Regions from separate parts of the Homo sapiens genome. Here region 2 is linked to region 1. Evidence: read pairs that join two places in POLR2A ChIA-PET (ENCODE). Cell type or tissue: GM12878. All regions are shown on one strand. Links, peaks and the distances in the headings refer to the core of each region. The heading gives the core; the rest is flanking DNA.

Region 1 (10,638 bases), core at 1,925-9,924:
TTTAGCTAAGTCTTGATCCTCTGCCTTGTGGTGGTCAGCTTAGATAAAATGGAATCCTAAAACTTGATTTTTATCCCGTAGTGTGAACCTCCTCCCACATTAAATCTGCTAGTAGGGCTGCTCACAAGGGTAAGAAGTGTTAGTTTGAGTGTTTTTCATCATGTGACGTGGCGGTCTTCTAGTTCAGGGCCCTGCTTTTAGAGATGAGGAAGTGCCAGTTCGTCACAACACAGTTAGATAATGACAAGGCCAGTCCTCTAGCTGGTTTCTTTATGCTCCACCAGATGTAAATTTTCTCTCCGTTTCCTCCAGCCAACCTAAACAGGAGTTACAATCAGTCAGGTGGCCAAAAGGAAAGCACAATGGAAAAGAAGCCCAAGATCTAGTTCTCTAGCTCCTAAATAATTGGTATATTAATTAGGAGGCTGACTTATTATAAATCAAAACATATGAAGATGACAGTAGCTAAAAGTAAGAAGCTAAACCTTTAATTTCAAGAATTCTTTTACTAAGCGCTAATCAGGCCAGTGACATATAAATACCATTTCACAACTGAACTGAAAATTAAAAAAGAAAAGAAAACACCAGATGTTTGCAAAGTTTTTGAAAAACAGTGACCTCTTAAGAATTTATAGCACCTAAAAAAACCTTTCTCTTCCCCAAAATTTTCTTTAGTCCAAGAGTGCTGGGAGGTAGTAGGAAGTGGTAGGCAAATTCAGTAAACTCATCACTGGTGAGTTTTGAACCAAACTTACCAAAGTGTTTTCAAAAAGGACCCAACCCAGCTTCCTTGAAAAACAGAGTTATTTTTAAAGAGGTAAAAACTGATATTTTCATTTCACAAAGTTAAATATAAAATGAACTCAAAAGTGTCAAAATGACTGCACAATAGAAATGAGGTTTCAGGCCAGGCGTGGTGGCTCATGCCTGTAATCCCAGCACTTTGGGAGGCCAAGGGAGGCGGATCACAGGGTCAAGAGATTGAGACCCTCCTGGCTAACACGGTGAACACCCGTTTCTACTAAAAATACAAAAAATTAGCCAGCCATGGTGGCAGGCACCTGTAATCCCAGCTACTCAGGAGGCAGAGGCATGAGAATTGCTTGAATCCGGGAGGCAGAGGTGGCAGTGAGCCGAGATTGTGCTATTGCACTCTAGTCTGGGCTATAAGAGTGAGACTTCATCTCAAAAAATAAAAAAAAAAAAAGAAATGAGGTTTCATAGGCTACTCTGACCAAGCATTACCATAGACATGTTGTGATATATAAGTTAGATGTAGGAGAAAACAGTTGCATTCTCAGAAGCTGGCTTCATGACATGTGTCCTCTGGACTTCTGTGTAGCACCCTTTGAAGGGTGGAGGGTTTCAAGAGCTCGATGCCTGTTTTGGACTTCTCGCTAGAAACAGATGTTGTAGATGAAGATTACTACTGTGTGCCTTGGAAGTGACACAGAGAATTGCTACTGCACAGACCACAAAGCCACCACTTTTCAGGGATATTCTTACTTAGTTGTCATATGTTTTATGTCTCTCTTCACGTAGTCAGAAGCTGCTTTAGATTTGGGAAGGCTGGGGCTTATCTGTTACCCCTTGTTCTAGGTTGTTTCTCATTCTAGGTTGTTACAGAGGAAAACTCTAGTAGGTTTTGATAAATGACTATTTCTTACATCAAAGTACTATCCTGCATTATTTGGGATTGTAATACATTCCTATAGTACTTTATGGTCTTCAAAGCATTTGTCACTGATAAGTCTCCCGTTTTTCAGACAGAGAAACTAAGGCCCTAAGGAATAAGGGACTGGACTAAAGTCGCATTCCTAGCATGTTGGATACGTTCAAGTTCTCTCCATTCTGTAAGGACCAACTCAAGTGCCTCTTCCAAGAGGTCTTTTCTTAGTGTCCCCTCATTACTACTTTTTATATTTACCACATTCTAACTTGTAATATCATGTTCACATACATCTTATCTACCTTACCATGAACTTCCTAAGATCGAAAGCTGTTATGCATTTGTGTGTATCTCCTCACCTATCAGAATTGTTCTTCTTGGGTGCTAACCTGATGCACGTTCCCACACCAGCCTGCAGTTTCCTCTTCTAGGCTGTGGCTTGGAGGTCTGCAAGGCGCTGGAGTGGTGTCCAGGCACATTGTGGGCACTGCTGCACATTCAAGTGCATTGCCTTATTTTTAACATATAGATACTTAATGAGAGAGCTTTGTAAATGTTTATAAGGTGTTTTACAAATAGATGTTATTTGAATCTCATCCTTCCCTCCTTTATTTATTGCAGTTAGCACTGTTCTGGGCACATAGTAGGTGCTTAGTAATGTTTGTTAAGCATTTCTATATTCACTTGCTCCAGCTTACACTTTTATTCCCTCCTATTGTTGTATATGACTGTCTTTTTATATGTTTATATCTTGAATTCCCAACTAAACTGCAAGCTCCAGAGGGCTATAGTCTCAATAAATCTTTGCTGATTGCTTTTAAATAATACATGATAGCATACCAGCTAACAAAGCATGGCACAAGGTAAATCGTCCAATGTGAGTGTTTTTATTTAAGAAATGTTTTGGATATGTATTTTAAAATAGACATACACATCCCAAAAACATATATTTTAAACAGAGATCACTAAGGTAGGAGGGAACACCCAGGTCCACATGAAGGGGACAAAGAATAGTGCAGAAGTAAGGCTCATGGGCACTGCTGGCTGAGCTGCACACAGAAAGGGGTCTCCAGCTGATGGCCATTGGCTACATTTCTCTGTGGCATTGGAAGAGCTTTTGTTTCCTCTCAGAGCGCATTTCTTTAGTTTTTTGTTTGCAGATTCTTATCAGGTGGTAAGTGTGTGTTTTTTTTTTTTTTTTTTTTTTTTTTTGAGACAGGGTCTCACTCTGTCACCCAGGCATGTTCATGGCTCACTGCAGGCCCAACCTCTTGAGCTCAACTGATCCACCCACCTGAGCCTCCTGAGTAGCTGGGACTGCAGGCATGTGCCACCATGCCCAGCTAATTTTTGTATTTTTAGTAGAGACAGGATTTCACCACATTGGGAAGACTGGTCTTGAACTCCTGGACTCAAGCAATCTCCCCACCTCGGCCTCCCAAAGTGCTGGGATTACAGGTGTGAGCCACCGCACCTGGCCATGTGTGATATTTTTAAAGTAAGGTTGTCATTATCACATATCGAGGACTCTTCAACAAGGGACAGCCTGAACACTAAGCTGCCAGAACACACTTAAAAACTTGATACTTCTGGTACTTAGCCAATTGGTAAGAAGCTAAAGAGTCTGCCATGCAGTCCAACAGCCATGCTGACTAAACTCACCAGTTCTTTCATTGTTTTGATGTTGAACAGCTGTCTTTAATACACTTTTCTGTACTCCTGAGAATGTTCTAGTTACCATGCTGAAATGTTTAAATACCTACATTTTAAAATTAGAACTAAAATATAATGGGTTTGTTAATTAGGAGGACACTGGAGAGTTGGCTGTGAGAAGTTGTGACTTTGATAAGTCGATCTTTTAAAAGTAAGGGCAGTTGCTCTACATTTGACTTCTTTGTGTTCTCAAATTTAAAATATATGGCTGAAGATGAAAGATTCTGCACACCTCCACTTATTCATTCCCAAATCCCACATTTCATATTAAATTCACACAGGATACTATGTGATGCATATGAACCATTTTATATGATGCAGGGTACAGTATGCACAGGGGATAATTTATTTTCTAAATTTGCTATTATTAGACTTCTAATTACTCAGCTGGATAGAAGCAGAAAGGTCTCATTCTTGTACTAACTGCCGATTTTTTTTTTTTTTTTGAGACGGAGTTTAGCTCTGTTGCCCAGGCTGTAGTGCAGTGGTACAATCTCTGCTCACTGCAGCCTCCACCTCCTGGGTTCAAGTGATTCTCCTGCCTCAGCCTTCCGAATAGCTGGGATTACAGGTGTGCACCACCACGGCCAGATAATTTTTGTATTTTTAGTAGAGATGGTGTTTCACCACATTGGCCAGGCTGATCTTGGACTCCTGACCTCAAGAGTCCCACCTCGGCCTCCCAAAGTGCTGGGATTACAGGTGTGGGCCATCATGCCCGGCCACTAACTGCCAATTATTTAGCCAGAGATGACAGGCAGAAGGAATTCATTTTAGATTGTTCAGACTTAAGAAGTAACATTTCTTTCCAAGGAGGTCTAAACATATGTGTGTTTTATTTTTTAATAGCCCCAGTTCTTCACATTTTAATTAATCAAACAAAACCTGCAATTTAAGAAATATCTAGAAATGATTGGTCCAATTGTCCTCCTTTGTGCTCACGTCTCTCATGGAGGAAAGTCAGGATTCACTGTGGTTATGAAAGGAATCTGTACAATATATTTACCTTCTGTAAAATACTTGGATTAATATTGTTAAGCATCTCTAGGGAACATGGCATTCAATTAGTTTTTATTTCTTGTCATCTCTCACTAGAGAAAGAGCGCACACTTCTGTTTCCCTGAGGAGGTAAACTTGCTTGAAAAGTAAAATTTCCATTAAAATCTCTAATTTGGCTTTCTTAAATATAAATCTATTTTTGTTACATTTTAAATAGTCTTAAGGCTAAGTGACTAATGAGTACAGTAATAATATATCATTCTCTTTTATTCATCTGAAAATTATACTGTCTCGAGAGACCTGAGTTTTGTGTGTTTTGATTTTATTTCTTACTAAAAGACTTCTCTGTGATTGGAGGGAGCTGCAAAGCTGAGGCAAGTGTGGGACTCAGGGGACCCTGCGTGGATTTGCAGAGGAATAAGAGACTTGGTTTCCCATGGGATAGAGAATTTATGTTTAAGCATTGAAAGAGTTCTTCGATGTGCGAGGTGTTATGCGGAGTGCTTTAGTTGCACTATTTCATTTATTCCTCATAATCCTAAGGGATAGTATCCCCATTCCTATTTCTGTGAAAATTGGAAATCTAAATATGGATGAGGAGTGCTTTTTAATGAGAACACCCCATTTCCCGGCCATGACAACTGCATGTTTGCTCAGAAGTGTGGAGTTGCTGGGTGGGATGCTAAGATGACATACTGTTTCTTTTTTTTTTTTTTCTTTTATGGACTTGCAGTTTGAAACAGGCAGTAGAGCCCAGAAAGTACATATAAGGCACTCAATTGTACTGTTTAACACAAGCTGATTTTTAAAAAGTTAAATTTTCAAGAAGTCTTCCTCTAGTAACTGTCTGGGGGTATAACGTGTTTCATACCCACCCTATTTGATCTCTTCATTGTGAATTTCTTAACACCAGGGCACTGCTTTAATCAAAACCATTTAGAGGCGTTCACTTTAAAAAATAAAAGTTGCAGAAGATTGGGGGTGGCATTTCCCCTGTCGTCATGTGATAGCGAACACCTGAGAAATCTTTTAATGCCCACAGCTCTAGATTATAGGTGTGCCCTTCAAAAGCATCACAGAAAAACAAAAGGGTTACCCACCAGTCAAGGGTTTGGGACATTAACATGCTTTAGTTGAAAGTTATATTATGAAAAATGTCAGAAAAATGCATGAAAGGAAAATTGTTCCATGAGGGAAATACTACTGCTGAAACTCCAAGTGGAAGATGATGTTTTTAATATTCCCTTAGTTCCACATTTGTGTAGTTCTGTAGTGAAACGAGTCATTTAAGAGGGGAGGTGGCCCAGGCTAAAAATAAAGTTTCTTTGAAACCAGATGAGAGTCTAGCTATGCCAAAAATGGAATCCGGACTCTGTTCACTCTCGAGAATGTAAATAAGTAGAATTTTGTGTCACATAAAATAGTCTATGCAAAAAAGGATATTCACTGCCTTTTGTGATAGAGACTAAAATAACCATCAGGAGTATAGCTGTTCTGGGGACTCTGAAGCAACAGTGTAAAATGATATGGTAGTCTAACGTATTCTGATTTAGAAAGATGTCCAAGACAAAGAAAGTGCAGAACAACAAGTACTGCATGATTTCATTTTATGTACAGATGTATGAATATGTGCAGTTACTGGTATATTCATGCATAGAAAAAGAACTGGAAGAATAAACATGAAAATATTAAGTAGAGGGAATGAAAGTTGGAGAGTAAAGGAGGATTTTGGTGGGTTTACTGTGTATGTTTCTCTTTAAATCTTCACACACACACACACACACACACACACACACACACACACACACAATTAATAAAACTATAGAAACAAGGAAAGCAAAGCTTGAAGGTCTCAGTGAAGCTGTATAGTGGTTAAGAGTATAGACTCTGGAGTAAAAACTGCCAGGATTTGAATCTCAGCTCCTTGACTTACTGGCTACACATCCTTACGCAAGTAATTTAACTTCTGTGCTTCAGTTTACTCAAATGAAAGTCAGGATTAAGGGTACTTGTGTCATATTGTTGTTACAAGGATTAAATAAGTAATCCATGAGAGAGCATATAGACTAGTGCCTGACACATAGTAAATATTTAGCATGTATTAATTATTATAAATTATAATACTTAGGCAATGTCTAGCTATATTCAATTCTTTGTGCAAACTTTTTAGTTAAAAATGTTTTTAGTGACAGCGTTAGTGATCATAATGTATTTTTCCAAAGTTTTCATTGTCATTGTTAATGATATTGTCATTTTTTTTTACCTCATGGGTGTTCAGAACTTCACAAAGAAGAATAACAAAAACAGAGTTATCTGATTTTACTTAGAGTGCCATACATTCCACTAGTGGAGTACTCCTGAATTTGCATCTTTGACCATGTAATCTAATGTACATATTACTAGTAAACAATAGAAATGTAAATACATAATGAGGCTTTTCTTTGTTCCTCAGGAAGACTATGACCGTCTGAGGCCTTTATCTTACCCAATGACCGATGTCTTCCTTATATGCTTCTCGGTGGTAAATCCAGCCTCATTTCAAAATGTGAAAGAGGAGTGGGTACCGGAACTTAAGGAATACGCACCAAATGTACCCTTTTTATTAATAGGAACTCAGGTATGTCTGGTTTGATTTTCTGCATTTTAGAATAAGCTCTTTGGTCTGTCGTAGAGGCTGCTCTCAGACAAACAGTCCCAAAGCTGAGCAAATGATGTAAGTGTTTAATCTCAGCTGCAAGTTAATGAGTTCTATCATATTTTTGGAAAAAATTGTGCCAAAAGAAAGCAATTATTTTCCTGGTTTTTAAAAATTAAGTTCTTTTGTTTAATCTTTTTTTGGTATGTGGGAATTAAGTGGGATTACATGCTTTGATTTTTCTTTAAAGATTTGTAATATTATGGGACATTATTGACCTTTCTTAATTAGATTGATCTCCGAGATGACCCCAAAACTTTAGCAAGACTGAATGATATGAAAGAAAAACCTATATGTGTGGAACAAGGACAGAAACTAGCAAAAGAGGTAATGGAACACTCACAGAATTTAAGCATGAATGTAAAAGATGCTAAGATAACAATAGAAGCTAATTTTATTGTGTATTTACTGTGTGCCAGGTGGAGTGCTTTACATGCATTATCTCATTTAATCCTTGCATGAACTCAGTGAGGTAGGTCTGTTTCCCCTGTTACACAGAAGAGACAGTGGAGGCTGGGAGATGTCAGATAATTCGCCCAAGATCCTGCAGGTAATAAATGGCAGAGTTGGGTTTCAGTCCAAAGCCTGACTCCTGGGCCGAGACTCTTACACCTTTGCTACATTGCCAGTGATATTTTCCTAAAAAGTCACATATGGAAAAAAGCATCGGAAACACGTGTCACTACTTTCAACCCTTCTTCATTACTTAAACAGTTGCACTGTGCCAAATCAGCTCTGTCTTAAGACTCATTGAGTTAGACAGTGGAGCCACCTAGGATGACAGTTTAAATTTGTGGTTAAAACCAAAAAATGATGACTAGGTTTGAAAAGAAATGTGTTGAAATTTCTCCAATCTTTTTATGAAAAGAGGATAGAAAATACAAAAATTCTAAAAATATATGTAACAGTGATGCATGCAATACCTTGTAGCTTATCTTCCTTCGTGCCCCAAAGATAGGTTTACTTTTTCCCCTTTTTTCCCATTTGGCCTTAACATTATTGGATTCTATTTTTTAAATGTTGTGATTTCAATAGGACTTTTGTGGAAACAGAATCCATATATGGTCTTTTTTTTTTTTTTTTTTTTTGAGACGGAGTCCCACTCTGTGGCCCAGGTTGGAGTGCAGTGACGGGATCTCAGCTCACTGCAAGCTCTGCCTCCCGTGTTCATGCCATTCTCCTGCCTCAGCCTCCCAAGTAGCTGGGACTACAGGTGCCTGCCACCACACCCGGCTATTTTTTTTTTTTTTTTTTTTTTTTCATTTTTAGTGGAGATGGGGTTTTACCATGTTAGCCAGGATGGTCTCGACCTCCTGGCCTCATGATCTGCCCACCTCATCCTCCCAAAGTGCTAGGATTACAGGCATGAGCCACCGCGCCCGGCCCATATATAGTCTTTTAAAATGTAGTATCAGGAGGCAAAAGAAAGCAAGAAAACTTTCTGGAGGACAGTTTTTCCTAAAGCAAAAAATAAATGGCTTTACTAACAAATCACTTCAGAAATTCCATGTATTCAGTTTTGTAATCTTGGGGAGAGAAGGAATTTCTAAATGTCATAAAGATAAAAGCCATAAATGAAAATATTAATGATTTCACTGCATAAAAACTTAATACCACATCAAATGCCAGAAATAAAATGAAAAGTCATATAACCTGAGATGGATGGCAGAAAAATGGGTTAACATCCTTAGTATACAGGAACCTCTTGCATATGAGTTAATCAGAAGCAGCCACAGATACCAATAGAAAAATGGGCTAACAATGAAAAATTCACCCCCCAAAATGCAGATTGCCATTGAAGATAGGAAATATGTTCAAACTTATTAGTAGTCAAATGTAAGCTCAATTTGCACCTATAGAATTGGCAAAAAATGAGAAATTAATTATAATACCCGTGTAGTAAAATGGACACTCTGTTGTACTATTGGTCATTGAATCAAAGCAGTCTTGACAGTATGCAAAATCCTTAAAATCATGGACACTTTTGATCAAGCAATTCCATATGTAAGAGTTTATCCTAAGCAAATCATTAGGATGTTGGTCAAAGTGTACAGTGTTAGGAGGAATACATTTTTTGAGATAACACTGCACAACATGGTAACTACAGTTAATAATGGTGGTGCTGGGCACGGTGGCTCACACCTGTAATCCCCGCACCTTGGAAGGCTGAGGTGGGTGGATCGTTTGAGCCCAGGAATTCGAGACCAGCCTGGGCAACATGGTGAAACCCCATCTCTACCAAAAAAAAAAAAAAAAAAAAAAAAAAAAAAAAAAAAATTAGCTGAGCATGATGGTGCATACCTGTAGTCCCAGCTACTTGGGGGGCTGAGGAAGGAGGATCACTTGAGCCCAGGAGGTGGAGGTTGCAGTGAGCCGAGATAGTGCCATTGCACTCCAGCCTGGATGACAGAGTGAGACCCTGTCTCAAAATAAATGAATAAATAAATAATGGTGGACTGCGTATTTCCAAATTGCTAAAAGAGTAAATTTTAAATGTTCTCACCACACAAAATGATAAGTATTTAAGGTGATAGATGTTAATTATGTTGATTTAATCATTTCACTCGTGTGTGTGTGTGTATATGTATATATAGAGAGAAAATATTGCTTTGTACCTTATATAAAATTATAATTTGTCCATTTATAATATTTAATAATAAAAGTAAATTATTAGGGACGTACTTAGAGCTACAAAGATGCTGAATTGTTTATAATGGCAAAAATTCCCTGCATCTATTAAAACTTCATACTATCTGTTAAGATTTCATATTTATTATGTAGCTAAAGGGAAAAAAGTAGTTGCAAAACAGTATGATCTCATTTCTAGACTCATCAGCATTTGGCACAGTTGCGTCCTTCCTGAAACTTTCTTCAGTTGGACTCTCTTGGTTTTTCTCCCCTCTCATTGGACTCTGCTCCATCTCTTTACCTCCTTGGTCCCTGGTTGGAGGGCCCCAGTGATGAGCACTCAGCTTTGTGGATGTCTTCTTCTATAGCTACACTCCCTAGGCCTAAATGAGCTTCTGTCAGTCTTGTAGCTTGCACAGTCTACAACCAAAGATTCCTGGATTTCCATCTCCAGCCTGGACCTCTTTCCTAAATTCTCAATTTGGTTATCCAGCTGTTTACTCAACAAGTCCATCTACATGGCTGAGTATCTCAAAATTAACATGTCTAAGATATGATTCTTCTTTTACCCTCCAAGCCTGTCCTCCCAGTTACTCAGGTCAGAAGCCCTCAGCTGGGTGCAGTGGCTCACACCTGTAATCCCAGCACTTTGGGAGCCCGAGGCGGGCAGAATTACCTGAGGTTGGGAGTTGGAGACCACCCTGACCAACATGGAGAAACCCCATCTCTACTAATACAAAATTAGCTGGGTGTGGTGGCACATGCCTGTAATCCCAGCTAGTCAGGAATCTGAGGCAGAACCGCTTGAACCCAGAAGGCAGAGGTTGTGATGAGCCAAGATCGAACCATAGTACTCCAGCCTGGGCAACAAGAGTGAAACTGTCTCAAAAAAAAAAAAAAGCCCTGAAGTCGTACTTGACCTTGCTCTTTCTCC
Region 2 (16,192 bases), core at 3,635-11,634, 62 kb before region 1:
TAATCTCCAGGACATCAATCCACTCAGGTTTGGTAGGAGCTAGGGTGAGTCAAACATCACCCTCTACAGGCTCATCTGCCAGTGATGAAAGCATGTGCTCGGTGCCCCCACTCCAAGGATGTGCTGGAGGGTGTGGGGAGCCGGGCCCAGGGCCTGCCTGGACTGATCCCCTTTTGCTGCATCAGCAATGGGAAGCAGAGTAACTCACCTCCCAATGAAAGGAGTTAAGAAAAGAACCTTTATCTGAGGAATACAAGTCCTTTTAATTATCAGGCCCAGAGAGACACTAAAACGAGACAGCAATCATGTCCTACTCCCCTGCTTTGAGCAATGTGTTCGTCTCTTGAAGCTGCTTGCTATCACCACAGGTAGCTATAGATCAACCTAATAGTGCCTCACCAGACACTGTAACCCACGCTTTATAGCTTAACAATGTATAGCCAATCAAATCAATGTTATTTATGTAAACCAATGAGAATTCCTGACAAACAACTTTATATCAGCCCATACCCCATCCTCTGCTTTTGCCTTTAAAAATCCACTTGTAACTTCAGCTAATCAGAGTGTGTATTTAGGGCAACTTGAATCTATGCTCGCAGGTTGCAATCCTCAAACTTGACTCAAATAAACTCTCTACTTATATTAATTTTGTCTCTGCTTCTACCGTTTAGGTTGACATATTGCCGTTTTGTAAGGCAAGACCACTGGGTAAGCTGTGTGATTGTGCAGGAAAGCACGGGGCGCTAGGAAAGGTGAGGGTTTATCGTGCTTTAGGACCACCCATAGTAAGGTGGGGGTGGGAGGTGAGACTAGAGTCCTTTCCCAGTGCTGTCAGTACCAGGTGTGATTTCAGAGATGAACTTGTGAATTGGAAGGGGTGTCTGGGTGGACTGGGGAGAGCATAGGATGGGGGCAAAGACTTCAGCAATGTCCCTGTGGAGCCTAGGAAGGGGCTGCAGTTGCTCCCTAGAGCTGAGGTGGGGTGTGTGTGGTTGGGCCCAGAGTTGATCTGCTGACCCACTTCTACGGGCCCCATGAGCCCAGGGTCAGAGATGAAGCCCTGCAGCATTTCCTGTTGGTTCCCCTGCCTTCTCTGAGGTCCTGCCACACAATCAAAGCATCCCCTCCATCTCTGGCTCTCCAGGCAGCTCAAGATCAGAACCAAATCCACACTCTCCCTTCACCAAGTTACTCTGCCTACCATCCTCAGGAGGCAGCTGGCCTCCTAGCATGTGGGGCAGGACCTCCCTGCTGTGTGTTCAGCTTCCCCCAGCTCTTCCCCAGCAGGGAGTGAGTCTACAGCAGTCCCATCACCATAAGCAAAGCCTCTGCATCCGTAGCAGACAGCTTCCCTTGCGCCTGGGGAGGAAGTGTTAATGAAGAGAGGTGTGGGGAAGGGTTGTGCCTGTCTGCCGTCGTAACAGTTTGCTCCTTTTGGCTCACGGGACCAAGGAGCTTACACAAGGAGCATGCCTTCTAGAGGGGAGGATGTTAATGCCAATAAAAGATGCATATTAGTGTGTACCATTCACTCAACTAAGAGAATGCGCCCAGTGCAAACCTTTCTAAGGTAAAGACCTCTACAGGGCCGTAGCTGTCGGAGCTCAACAGGATGGTGACAGGTAGCCCACCCCAAAGGTCAAGTCTAGCCTTGATGGCCACATAGACATGAAGGCTAAGATGTGCCTCTCCCATGGCTGAGGCCCCCATGGAGGACACAGACCAGGCCCAGTCCCTCCAGAGCCTCCTGCCTCTGCACCCAGGTCCAAAGCAAAGCCCCTCCCATCTGTTTCCCATGGAGGGATGGGATTCAATAAATCCTCAGGCAAGCCCAGGAGTAACCAACCACTGGACTGAAGTGAGGCAGGGGGCATATCCTGCCTGAATTTCAGGCTGTTCCCATCCACAGTCTTTCCCTGGGAGCAACAGAGGATTTTCTTGTCCAGAAGGATCCTTGGAATACAATGCACCACCTTTCCCCTGACCACCATCTCATATCCTTGCCCATTTTTATGTCCAAATCTATGGACTAGGAAAGGAGAGAGGCTCTGGAGTCCTCCATCCATAACCCAGAGCCAGGCCTGGAGAGAAGAATGTAACAATGATCAACGCTTGTTCAGAACCTACTGTGTTAGGCACTAAAGTAACACAGCAGCAGGGGATGCAAAAAAGAGAAAAGACACAGTCTCTGTCCATAAGGAGCTGTGTCTAAAAAGATGAGACACAGTAGATAAAGTTGCTAACAGTATAGAAAAGTAGTGTGTGAAAAGTCCTCAACGAGAGACACAGTCCCTACGTCCAGAGACTGCGAGAGGCCAAGGCTTTTGTGTTGCTGAAGGGACATGGTGAGGTAAAGGCTGGAACCCACGGGGTTGAGAGGGAGAAGGCTGGGGAGAAAGAGCTAATGTGTGGCAGCTCCAGGAGAGAGAAAAGTTGGAAAATATAGAGATGCTTAAATGCAACTTAGGGGAAAGTTTGTCCCATAGGTACAATGCAACACTCTCCTCAACTTCCCACAAAACCCTTCATAAAACCTACGACTGTCCATTTTTGGGGGAGGTGAATTGATGTTGGGGGCAGCTAACAGATTGAGGGTGGCTCAGGGGGCCAGAGCTAGGGTAGGCCGAGGGGGTTCAGACACTCCAGGGTTACAGCAGGAAGTGGGGGCTGACTTCCCGGAAGGGGAAGGGCTGGGGGCTTGATCAGCTGGGAAGTGGGTGCTTTGCTGGGCCTGGAATGATGGTGAGGAGAGAGGGGGGAAATCTTGGAGCATAGGGAGACTCTCATAAGAAAAAATTGTAAGATGATGTGAAACTAATAGAGCCTCAAGCCTGGACAAATGAAAAAATATATTGGGGTGGGGGAAGGGAGGAGGCATAGGACAGAAGTCACTGATTCTAATCTCTTCCACCTTTGTGTCGTGAAGTTCACCTGCCTCACGAAAGAGCGGGTAGGTTATTTATCACCTCTCACTCAGGCTGATAAATAGCCCCCATGAGAGGTGCCCTACCTCCAGTCTCTCCCCCACATTAATGTGTCCTCCACCTAGAGCGACACTGGAATAATCTTTCTGAAAGTCCAGCTCTCATTGTTTCATTCACTCTTAAAGTCCCTCAATGACCTCCTTATCACTCACCCACCAGAATTAAGTCAAAACTCCTGAGTAGGCCAGGTGTGGTGACTCACGCCTGTAATTCTAACACTTTGAGAGGCCAAGGCTGGAGGACTGTTTGAGCCCAGGAGGTCAAGACCAGCCTGGCCAACATAGTGAGACCCATCTCTACAAAGAATAAAAAAAACTGGCCAGGTGCAGTGGTGCATGCCTGTAGTCCCAGCTACTCAGGACTGGGGACCAAGCCCCCAGCCCATCCCCTTCTGGGAATTTGGCTCCCACTTCCTGCTGTAACCTGCTGAGATGGGAGGATCGCTCGAGCCTAGGAGGTTGAGGTTGCAGTGAGCCAAGATCACACCACTGCACTTCAGTCTGGGCAACAGAACAAGACCTCATCTCAAAAAAAAAAAAAACAAAAAATAACAAAAAACAAAAAAAACCCCACAAAAACAAAAACAAACAAGAAAACCTCCAGAGCAACACCCTGTAATGAGGCCCATCTTTCCACCTTCATCCATGGTCTCTTCCTCCTCACCCCTCACATTCCATCACGCTGAACTACACACAGCTCCTGTAATGCACCCTGCGTTTTCACACCTCAGGGCCTTGGCACATGCTTTCCTTCCTTTGCCTGGAGCGCTTTCCCCAGCTCAACTGCCAAAGCCCAGGAACCCTTCTGTTACCCTCCCTTCCAGCCACTGTCTTCCCACAGGATTGCACATCAGCACTAGGCTGGCACTTGCTACATTGTATCATTATCATGATCATCATCTGTTTATGTGTCTATGACTCCTTAAAGAAAAGAGCCAGATCATATTCTTTTTTGCAGCCCAGCACCCAGCACAGTGCCTGGCTCATCACTGGCATTTGGAAAATGTTCACTGAGGCTGGGCGCGGTGGCTTGCACCTGTAATCCCAGCACTTTGGGAGGCCAAGGCGGGCAGATCATGAGGTCAGGAGTTCGAGACCAGCCTGGCCAACATGGTGAAACCCTGTCTCTACTAAAAATACCAAAATTAGCCAGGTGTTGTGGCACGTGCCTGTAGTCCCAGCTACTCGGGAGGCTGAGGCAGAAGAATCACTTGAACCCATGAGGCGGAGGTTGCAGTGAGCCGAGATCATGCCACTGCACTCCAGCCTGGGCGACACAGCTAGACTCCATCTCAAAAAAAACCAAAAAACAAACAAACAAACAAACAAACAAAAAAAACAATGTTCATTTGAAACTCAAAAGGGCCCACATAGAAGACACCCTGTGGGGAGTCCGTTCAGTTGACAAAGACCCTTCTTTCTCTGGGAACTACCCCAGACACCACATGGACCATAGGTAGACACCTGACCCCAGCTCGGCCAAATAGATTCCCTCCTGGGAAAATGGAATGGACTTCAAGAGAAGCAAGTTTGTTTCTGGAACTATAACATGTCAACTTTGGAATTGTGGGGCATGCATATTCCACCATTTAAACTGGGCAACAGAGAAAGTCACTCGTTAAAGAAAGAAAAATGGCCATATAGAGGATTTCAGATGGCTTTCTGAGTCCCAATTCCAGCCCTCTCCTGAGATCATGAAGGATTCCTATTCTAGGTTCTGTGAGACACCCCAACTTACTAGTAGCCTGTCCCCTACTTTGTGTTTGAGTTTCATGAAGTTTCTGTTCCTTACAGAGTCGTAACCACACAGGCCAACCTTTGCCCTCAGCAGAGCATCTTGGGATTTCTTTTCTTCAAAAAAATTCTATTTTAATAAGTAAAGCAACATCAGGCATGCACTAGACCTTAAATCACACATACATATGCAGAACCTGCTATGTAATCTGCAGAGCCCAGTACAAAATGAAAATGTGAGATCTGGCCAGGCACGGTGGCTTACGCCTGTAATCCCAGCACTTTGGGAGGCCGAGGCTGGTGGATCACCTGAGGTCAGGAGTTCGAGACCTGCCTGGCCAATATAGTGAAACCCCGTCTCTACTAAAAATACAAAATTAGCTGGGTATAGTGGCACGCACCTGTAATCCCAGCTATTCGGGAGGCTGAGGCAGGAGAATCACTTGAACCCAGGAGACGGAGGTTGCAGTGAGCCATGATCGTGCCACTGCACTCCAGCCTGGGCAACAGGAGAGAAACTCCATCTCAAAAAAAAAAAAAAAAAGAAAAAAAAAAAAAGAAGAAGAAGAAAAGTAAAGAAAATGTGAGATCCTTTGTTCAAAAAGCAGGAAAGAAGTGCCATGAATGGCACTAAAAGATAAAGCTTTTTCCTTTCTTCTGTAGTTTTTTCTTGACTTTTCATAGTGTTTATTTGCTGTTTAATGTCTTAAGTGAAGAAAATTTAAATTATTAGCATGAATTCTACCATTCGAAGTTTAAATTATTAGCATGAATTCTACCATTTACTTTTCTATTGTGCAATGCCTATATGCCAAGTCACCAAAATTATACAATCTGTATTTCTTGGCTCCTCCCAGAAGGTGCCTCACACTGGCCAGAAGAGATGCATCCAAGTTCCCCCAGGCACTGAGCTGTCCAAGGGAGGACCCGGCCAGGCACAGAGATACTTTGCAGGCCAAGTGCAGACATTTACAAGCTCCTGAGGGTCCTGCCCTAAGACTCTGGTGCAGCAAGTTCGGCAGTGGTTGGGTCCCCCTTCCCACTAGCCACCACTGTGGGCCTGGGCCAGGATCAGGGAAGATGAGCTGGCATCTCTCCTTCCAGTGGGCTGGCTGCCCTATAGCGGATAGGTAACTCCTAGGGTCTTTAAACCTCTACACCAGGACGGGCTCAGTATCTGGTGTGTAAGAGACTCACCCCTTCCCTCAAGTTGTCTACTGAATATGCTATGGAGCTGCCAGCCTTGGGCAGAGATTTCAGGCCCTGAAACTCCACAGAGCATGAAACCCCATTCTGACCCTCCCTGCAGGTACACCAGGCCCCCACCAGGAGCAGAGGGAAGCAATGCTTACTGGGTGAGGTGGAGGAAGGCTGGGCCTCAGGGCACCAGGGGACTGGGAATTGGTTGGCCAACAACCCATCCCAAGAAGGTGGGTAGGCTTTGGGAGTCAGTACCATGTGTGAGCCAAGGCTCCAAACCCCTGGCACATGCCCCAGGGTTCCATCAAGCATCCCTTACAAAGCATACATCCAAAGTTGAAATTAGGAATTTCAGGGCAGCAAATACAGATCACTAATCCCCAGGTGCGGGGCCCTTCTGAGCTTGGCCCCTGTGTGACTGTGCTGGTTGGATGCACATGAAGTTGGTTCTGGACATGTGAGGAAGATCTCTAGACCTCATTAAATAACATAAATTTGGGTACTGAAGCTGAAACAAAAGAAAAACACACTTCATATGCATATTAAACTAGAGCACCCAGATTCACAGGCGAAGAACACTATTCACATCTCACACATTCACCACCTGAGGCCAAGCTGAAGAGCAGATGTCATCACTCCCCTTATCCCAGACTGCAGAATGGACCAGAAGCTGTGGCATGTATGGATGAATTGGAATTTGAATTCTGAGCATTAATTTGGGCTTTATTTCAAAGTTAACACTTTAGCTATCCAAAGGGTATTTCGTGAAGAAAAACAGAACAGTATCAGAGCATCAAAGAGGAGGAAACACTACTAGTTTCCTTTCCCCAAAAAACTTAAACTTTTATGGTTTAGTGGTTCAACACTAGCTTCACTTCCCAGAGGCTTATATAAAGAACTTTCTGTTGGTGTTAGCACCAAACAAGGCCATTCGTATTTCTGGCATCTTTTGCTTGGCTGAGAGATCCAGTCGGCTTTCCAAGGTATTTGAAACCTTTATTCTCTGATTGCCACTGTAGACCTCCACACCTCCAGCTGCATTCACAGCCAGGTATGCCTCTTTATCAATCTGGACCTCCACATGTTTCTGGGAAATTGTCATGTACTCGGGGATGGCTTTTTGTACAGCAGCCTCCACCAGGAGGAGGTCTTGTGGCCGGCAGCGTACAATCATCACAGGTTCCAGCAGTCGGAGCAGACCCTGGAGCACCAGTTTATCCAGCAGCCCCTGGTAGACCTCTGGGTCCTCCACAATCCTGCTGAGTCTCAGCTTCGCCTCACTGAGCAAATCTGAGATGAGGTCATTTCGGGCTCTCAGGACTTTCAGCCTCGCCTGATTCCTCATGGTGGACATCAGGATTTTCTTCTGCTGCTCTATCTGCTTCTCCTTTTTCTCATAATACTCCATAATCTTCAGTCGTTGGGTTTGCACGAGGCGTCCTTTCTCAATGTTAAACTCTTCCTCAGCCTTGGCATCGATTTCCTCTGCTTTCTCATTGGCTTCCTGCTCAATGAAAGCCATCATGTGCTTAATCTGCTTTTTCACATCGACATCACTCAGGGCCATGGCTGCTCTCAGAGGGGACGGCAGAGAGGGAGCTCGTACACCGTTTGGCTCCTTTGACTTAGGACAATTTCAGGAGTGTCTCTGGAGTTCCACTTTCTCAGCTATACCAGTGAACAAGAGGATGAAAGAGAAAGTCAGAGGCTATAGAGGAGGATTACAGAGACTGTATATATACCCCTCACTTCACAGATGAGGAAATTGAGGTCCAGAGAAGGAACACAATTTATCTAAGGTTATACTCTAGAAGAATGAGACTTGAACCAGGATCTCCAGAATTCTATCCCTGCTACACTCACTCTCATTGTTATCAAATAATAATGAGGTAGTTAGGGCAGACCTAGTCCAGAAGTTCTCTACACAGCAGTGGCCTAAGACTCAGATAGCAAGCCAACAGAATGGAAACACCAAATTAATACATAAATGGAAAGCATATCCACATTTGGGGTCAGGAGGGTTGGGGAAAGTCTTAAGAAACTCATGGTCAGCCAGGATTTAATCCAGCCAGGATTGAATCCTTCCTGGAGGTAGGAGGGTTGTAAGAACCTTCAAACGATACAGAGAAAAAGGAGTACTACTAAGCGGAAAATGGCACCTTGGAGAGATGAGACTTGCTTTGTAACCTAACATGAGATTCATCCTAAAGAATGTTCCATGTGCACTTGAGGAGAATGTGCATTCTGCTGCTGTTGGGTGGAATGTTCTGCATATATGTCTGTAAGCTCCATTTGGTCTATAGCGTTGTTCAAGTTCTCTGTTTCTTTACTGATTTTCTGTCTGCATATTCTATCCATTATCTATTCACTTCCCCGAAGCTTTTATTTAAAAACTTTATGGCTGGGCGCAGTGGCTCACGCCTGTAATCCCAGCACTTTGGGAGGTTGAGACGGGTGGATCACGAGGTCAGGAGATCAAGACCATCCTGGCCAACATGGTGAAACCCCGTCTCTACTAAAATACAAAAAAATTAGCCAGGCTTGGTGGCACGTGTCTGTAGTCCCAGCTACTCAGGGGGCTGAGGCAGGAGAATCGCTTGAACCCAGGAGGCAGAGGTTGCAGTGAGCTGAGATCGCGCCACTGTACTTGAGCCTGATGACACAGCAAGACTCCATTTCAAAAACAACAACAACAACAAAACACGTTATATTCTTTATATAAGCCTAGACTTCCCCATTTCCCTAAAGCTTATATAAGGGAAGGGGAAGAGATTGAAGGTGGTCTTTTTACTAGAAGTGGTTCCAAACCCGGATGTATATCTGAACCACTTGGAGGATCTTTAAGAAATATAGCTTTTAGTGTGGTGACTCATGCCTGTAATCCCAGCACTTTGGGAGGCCGAGGTGGGTGGATCAACTGAGGTCAATAGTTCAAGACCAGCCTGGCCAACATGGTGAAATCCCATCTCTACTAAAAATAAAAAAATTAGCTGGGTGTGGTGGTGGATGCCTGTAATCCCAGCTACTCAGGGGGCTGAGGCAGGAGAATCGCTTGAACCCAGGAGGTGGAGATTCCAGTGAGCTGAACTCGACTATTGCAGTCCAGCTTGGGTGACAAGAGTGAGACTCTGTCTCAAAAAAATAAATAAATAAAAAGAAAAAAGAAAAAAGGAAATACAGCTTTTAAGGCCCCAACCCTACACCTACTGAATCAGAATCTCTGCCAGTAAGGTCTGGGAAGCCATATCTTTAAAAGGTTCCCTGGGATGCTCAACAAGCCCAGGAAAATGATGTATGAACAAAATGAGAATATCAAAAGAGATATAGAAAATATGAAAAAGAACCAAACAAATTTTGGAGCTGAAGAATACAATAACTGAACTGAAAAAATTCACTAGAGGAGTTCAACAGGAAAAGATCAGTGAGCTTGAAGATATAACATTTGAAATTATCCAGTCAAAGGAGCAAAAAGAAAAGAAGAATGAGAAAGAGTAAAGAAAGCCTAAGAGACTTACAGGACATCATCAAGCAGACCAATATATGCATTATGGGAGTCTCAAAAGAAGGCTGGGAAAAAAGGATAGAAAGTTTTTAAAGAAATAATGGCCAAAACTTCTCAAATCTGGGGAGGGAAATGTCTATCCAGATTCAAGAAGTCTAACGGACTCCAACTAAGATAAACCCAAAAAAGTCCTTATCAAGACACATTATAATCAAATTGTCAAAAGTCAAAGACAGAAAGAGAAAAGAGCCATCACATATAAGGGAGCTTCTATAAGACTAACAGTGGATTTCTCAGTAGATATCTTGTAGTACAGGAAAGAGTAAGATGATATATTCAAAGGGCTGAAAAAAAAACCCTGCTAATCAAGAATACTATATTTGGAAAAACTGTCCTACAAAAAGGAAAGAAAACTAAAGATTTTGCTAGATAAACAAAAGCTGAGGAAGTTCATCACCACTAGACCTACCTTACAAGATATACTAAATGGAATCTTTCTATTTGAAACAGAAGGCCACTAGACAGCATATGAAAGTGTAAAGCTCACTAGTAAAGATAAAGATATTGGCAAATACAGAATACTGTAATACTGTAATGGTGATATGTAAATCACTTTTAATTCTGGTATAGAAGTTAAAAGGCAAAAGTATAAAAAGTAACCATAACTATAAAAATATGTTAATGGATACATAATGTAAAAAGATGCAATTTGTGACATAAATAACAATGTTGGGGGGTAAAAAAAGAGTTTTTGCTTGTGATTGAAGTTAATTCATCAGCTTAAAGTAGACAGTTAAAATTATAACATGTTTCATGTTAGCCCACAGTTACTACAAAGAAAATACCTTTGGAAGTTACACAAAAGAAAATGTGAAAAGAATTGAAGTATGTTGCCACCAGGGGTTGGGGGCAGGTATGGGGGAGTCAAACACAAGGAAGATAGCAAGAGAGGAAAAGAGAGACAAAAAGCCGTGAGACAAAAAACAAAAAACAACAGTTAACAAATAGCAACAGTCAGTCTTTCTCTATCAGTAATTACTTTAAATATAAATGGATTAAATGTTCCAATGAAAAGATATAAAGTGGCTGAATGGATTAACAAAAATAAACAAGATCTTACTATTTGCTGTCTACAAGAGACTAATTTTAGAAATTAAGGACACACACAGGCTGAGGGTGAAAGGATGGAAAAATATATTCCATGCAAAAGTAACAAGAGAGGGCAGGGGTGGCCATACTGATGTCAGACAAAATAGACTTTAAGTCAAGAACTGTCACAAGAGACAAAGACATTATATAATGATAAAAGAGTCAATTCACCTGGAAGATAGAACACTTATAAATATATATGTACCCAACATCAGAGCACCCAAATATATGAAGCAAGCATTGACAGAACCAAAGGAAGAAATAGACAGCAATACAATAATAGTAGGAAATTTCAATACCCTACTGTCAAAATGGAGAGAATATCCAGACAGAAAATCAGTAAAAAAGCAGAGAACTTGAACAACACCATAGACCAAATGGACCTTACAGACATATATGCAGAGCCTTCCACCCAACAGCAGCACAATACACATTCTTCTCAAGCACACATGGAACAGTCTTTAGGACAGATCACATGTTAGGTTATAAAACGAATCTCAATAAATTTAAGAAGATTGAAATCACACCAGGTATCTTTTCAACTATATGGAATGAAACCGGAAATCAATAGCTGAAGGAAAATTAGAAAATTCACACATATGTGGAAATCAAGCAACACATTTTTGAACAACCAAGGGTTAAAGAATAAGTCAGGCCGGATGCAATGGCTCATGCCTATAATCCCAACACTTTGGGAGGCTGAAGCAGGAATCGCTTGAACCTGGTAGTGCGAGGCTGTAATAAGCTAATGAGGTGCCAGTGCACTCCAGTCTGGGCAACAGAATGAGACCCTATCTCTAAAAAAAATTTTTAAAAGAATAAGTCAAAAAGAAAACTAGAACATATCTTGAGACCAAATGAAAATGAAACTACAACATACCTAAACTTATGAGATGCAGCAAAAGCAATTCTAAGAGGAAAATTTATAGTAGTAAACTCTATATTAAAAAAAAAAACTCTCAAGTTACCTAACTTTACACCTCAAGGAACTAGAATACTTGTTTACTGAAAAGTATAAAACATTGCTGAAAGAAGTTAAAAACAAATAAATGGAAAGACATCCCATGTTCATATGTTGGAAGAACTAATATTGTTAAAATGTCCATACTAACCAAAATGATCCACAGATTCTGTGCAATCCCTATCAAAATCCTGATGCTGTTTTTTGCAGAAATAGGGTGGGAGAATTCTAAAATTCATATAGAATCACAAAGGACCCCAAATAGCCAAAAACAATCTTGAGAAAGAACAACAAAGCTAAAGGTCTCACATTTCCTGACTTCAACATATACTACGAAGTTAAAGTAATTAAAACAGTATGGTACTGGCATAAAGCTAGATATATAGACCAATGGAAAAGAATGAAGAGCCCAGAAATAAACCCCACATTTACAATCAAATGATCATCAATAAGGGTGCCAAGACTACATAATGGGGGAAAGATAGCCTCTTCAATAAATGGTGTTGGGAAAACTAGATATCCACATGCAAAAGAATGAAATTGGACCCTTATTTTAAGCATACACAAAAATCAACTAAAAATTGATTGAAGACTTAAATGTAAGGCCTGAAACGATAAAATTCCTAGAAAGAAACAAACGGGAAAAGCTTCATAACACTGGTCTTGCCAATGATTTCTTGGATATGACAGAGAAAGCACAGACAACAAAAGCAAAAATAGACAAATGAGATTGCATAAAATTTAAAAGCATCTATGCAGCAAATCAAACAATCCACAGAGTGAAAAGGTCACCAATGGAGTGGGAAAAATATCTGCAAACCGTATATCTCATAAGAAGTTAATATCCAGAATACATAAGGAACTTTTACAACTCAAAGCAAAAGCAACAACAACAACAAACTTGATTTTAAAATGGGCAAAACACCTGAGTAGACATTTCTCTAAAGAAGACATACAAAGGCCAACAGGCATAGGAAAACATCATGTGCTCAACATCAATCATCAAGTAAATGCAAAGCAAAAGCACAATGAGATATCACTTTACTCCTGACAGGATGGTCATTATTTTTTAAAAAAAGAAGAAAGAAAAAGAAAATAACAAGTGTTGGCAAGGATGTGCAGAAACTGGAACTCCTGTGCACTGGGTTGGTGGGAATGTAAAATGATGCAGCTGCTATGGAACACAGTATGGTGGTTATTCAACAAGTTAAAAATGGAATTACCATGTAATCCAGCAATCCCACTTCTGTTCAAAAGAACTGAAAATAGAATCTTGAAGAAATGTTTGCACACCAATGTTCAGGGAAGCATTATTCAAAATAGCCAAGAGGTAGAAACAATCTACAAGCTTACTGATGGATGGATAAAAACAGTGTGGTGTATACATAAAATGGAATATTATAAAGCCTTAAAAAGGAAGAAAATCCTGTCACATGTTACAACATAGATGGACTTTGAGGACATAATTCTAAGTAAAATAAGCCCATGATAGAAGATTAAATACTGCATGATTCCACTTATGGGATATCTAAAGTAGTCAAACTCATGGAACCAGGAAATATTAACAGAATGACACTTTCCAGGGGTGGGGGTAGGGGAAATGGGGTTCTGTTCAATGGGTGTAGTTTTCGTGATGCAAGATGAAAAAGTTCTAGAGACCTGCTGTACAGTAACGTACATACAGTTAACAGTACTGTACCATACTCTTAAACATTTGTTACACACACACACACAACACACACACACACACACACACACACACACACACAAATGCTATCCCAGAAACCCGTACCACTTCCCAAGCTTGGTGGAAAAACCACCCAGTGTTTGTGACAAAGACCAAGCCCTTGGGTTCAATCTTACAAAATGTCATTAGAAGTCAGAAAGAAAATTTATTTGGGCCATCCACTCCTCATTACTTTAGGATGTACTTTTAAAAAAAACCTGCATTTTGTAACTACAGCAAAAGCATTTTCTGCTCCTAAATAAGACAAGTCAATTTTGTGTGTGTGTGTGTGTGTGTGTGTGTGTGTGTGTGTGTGTGTGTGTGTGTGTTTTAAGGCTCCCCGGGTAACCGTGATGCTGACCAGCTTTAGGAACCACTGTCAATGAAAGCAGACATAGTACAAGGTCTAGGAAGCCCCAGGTTACGTGTATATAGGAAGAAATATATCAGGTGAAGCCTTACCAGTCCCCTGCCAGGGGCCTGCCTTTGCTCTGGCGTTGGGAGTCTGCACACAGAATGTGGAACTTGGAACGCACGCTGGAACCTGGCACTGTTGCTTCCTTCTTTGTACAGATGACCCTTGCAGTCTGACCAGGCAGCTTGAATCCAAAGAGCCAGGCTGTCACTGGGGAAGGCTGGCCAAGTCTGCCAAGAGGAGGCTAAAAGGGATTTCCTTGGCACCCGGGGCCATGACGGGGGTTATCCTTGCACACTCAGAATCTCAGTTAAGTTGGCACATGGTAGCCTTTAGCTCTGGGGCGGGCTCACCTTAACAGGTATGCATGGTGACCCAGGCAGCCAGTTTGCTAATTTACTAATGAAAAATACAGCTGTCATGTTGGCGGATCATGGTCTCCTTTCCCTCTATGTGAGTTGCACGTGAAGCCAAATCTGAAGGTTGTTTAATAAGAAACCAGCACAAGCAAAATTCACCAGATGGTCTTTAAGAGAGCCACACCCACAACAGGGGATGCTGTGTTCCAGCTCATGAGGGAGGGCATCCTCTTCATGCCCAGACAGGGCCTAATGGGCATCACCAGCTTCCACGGTGTCGGCGTGGACTCTGCAGTCAGACTGACGGAATTCAGATCCTGGTTCTGCACTTACCATTTGTACGACTTTGGCAAAGCAGTATACCCCTCAAGCCCTCAGTTTCTTCATCTGTATAATAAAAATAATAGCAGCTACATCATTGGATTATTGTAAGGATTAAATGAAAGAAGTGAGACGTTTAACACAATGTTAGGCATGGTTAATCTTCATGTCTGGTAGTTATTATTATCATCATGACCACTACTACTATTATTGTCCTCGTCTCCTCTGATTTAGGCCTCACTCTTCATCATAGTTGTTCTGTGTGTACAGGATACCTATGAATGATTAGGTTTCCACTCACTAAAGTGGAAACATATTCTAGTCTTGCCTGTTTGTAATAAACTTAGCAGCCCTGCCTGGAGTTGGTGACCCTCCTCTCCACAACACTTCATGGTACCTTTGCCCACAGTCTCAGGTGACCAGTCATATCCTTTGTGATGGTGGTGGAAGCTCCTGAATCCCAGGATTCTGAACTGGGGATGAGGTGGAAGTCATCTCACAGCCTGTCACACATCCTTGTGCCTGAATCTGCATCCTGAGTTCTTGTGTCCCCTCCCTGCACTCCCACTTCTAAATAGCTCATTAGTGCTGGGACATGAAGGCAGCTGCAGGGCAGGGCAGGGTTAAAAGGCAGGGATTGAGCAAGTCCCTCTGCAGGAAAGCGTGTGCCCATGTAATGTGTCTAGCAGATGTAACTTCTCGTCTGTCTGGGATGGAGATTATGAGCCCACATGGGCCTGTGACTTGAGCAAAACAACAAAACAAACCAAGAAATGTGAAACGCACATGCCTGTCCTTATACGAGGGCTCAGACACTTCTACCCTGCTGAAGCAGGTGGATGCTCTAAGTGGCACCCACTCCGCCTGTGCTGGGGACAGCAGAAGGGGCCCTCCAAGCCAGACTCGGCTCTCGTGAACCCTTCACGACTGGGGCCTCCCCGCTAAAACAGCCTCATTCCCACTTAACAGCTTTGGCTCATGCTGTTGTCTTGGCTATAATGCTTCCCTCCACTTAATAAATCCTGCCCATATATTCAGGCCCAGTTTAAGCCCCACCACTCCTTGATCTCTGGACTCCTCCTCCAAATGACAGCATGGTCTGTTTTCCAGATACAATTCAGAGCTGGATTCGGTGTTTGTTTTTCCAGTTATTTTTGCTTCCTCTAGGAAACTTCTTTGAAAATGAGACTCTCCTTCCCTAGCAGGGGCTGGGTGCAGATAGGTGTTCATTTAACGTGGATTGATTGGATTAAGGGCTTGGGGATGGAAGGGAGGCTTTTTTTTTTCTTTTTTGCCTTTTTCAAAATTATGAAATACAAAATGCAGTCAGACAAGTACATGAAACGGCAATGTCTGGCTTAATGAATATTACGAGGCAAATATCCTGTAACCACCATCCAGATCAAGAGAACATTACCAGCATCCCAGAAGCCTCTCCATATGACCTTTGGGAAGCAGACATTTCCAAACTGGTGATTGTATATCTGTGGGCGTGGGAAAGGTCTTTATTTCATTTTTAGAAATGGGTCTCACCATTTTGCTGAGGCCGATATCAAATTCTTGGGCTCAAGCAATCCTCCCACCTTGGCCTCCCAAAGTGCTGGGATTATGGCCATGGGCTACCATGCCTGGCCTGGGAAGGATCTTTAGAGGAAGTGTGAGCTGGGAAATCTCTTCTTGGGCCCTTGCCCACATGAGCTTGTGAGTATCTTGGGGAAGTACCAAATCCACAGCACCATGAGAGGGAGGAGGCAGCCGCAGGGAGTTCTTGGTGGGCAAAATATGTCTGTCAACCTGGAGCCCTGCCCAGACCCTGAAGCAACTGTTCTTCATTCCAGCTGG

Evidence for each region. Peaks named below come from ENCODE experiments on the same cell type or tissue, not always from the same donor. Only the 100,000 strongest peaks of a DNase experiment are listed, where the experiment ranks them.
Region 2: POLR2A ChIA-PET joins it to region 1 with 11 read pairs; 2 of 35 experiments call an interaction of 5 or more read pairs at or near these places.

The regions. Positions count from the first base shown.
Region 1 is chr2:46,569,254-46,579,891 of GRCh38, forward strand. It overlaps RHOQ (ras homolog family member Q), which reads left to right. Exons shown (of 5, transcript NM_012249.4): 3 at 6,834-6,998; 4 at 7,308-7,403. RHOQ-AS1 (RHOQ antisense RNA 1) reads right to left here. Exons shown (of 2, transcript NR_104182.1): 2 at 1-317. Among named protein-coding and RNA genes, the nearest start is that of RHOQ-AS1, 5.7 kb to the right of the region's middle. RefSeq lists an enhancer at 1,408-1,507. In GM12878, for the core only: no CTCF peak of the experiment used is centred there; a DNase peak (open chromatin) is centred at 5,764; H3K4me3 peaks cover 1,135 bases; H3K27ac peaks cover 1,727 bases.
Region 2 is chr2:46,505,228-46,521,419 of GRCh38, forward strand. It overlaps ATP6V1E2 (ATPase H+ transporting V1 subunit E2), which reads right to left. Exons shown (of 5, transcript NM_001318063.2): 5 at 6,620-7,585. The coding sequence starts at 7,484. The coding sequence ends at 6,804. Among named protein-coding and RNA genes, the nearest start is that of RHOQ, 29 kb to the right of the region's middle. In GM12878, for the core only: no CTCF peak of the experiment used is centred there; no DNase peak of the experiment used is centred there.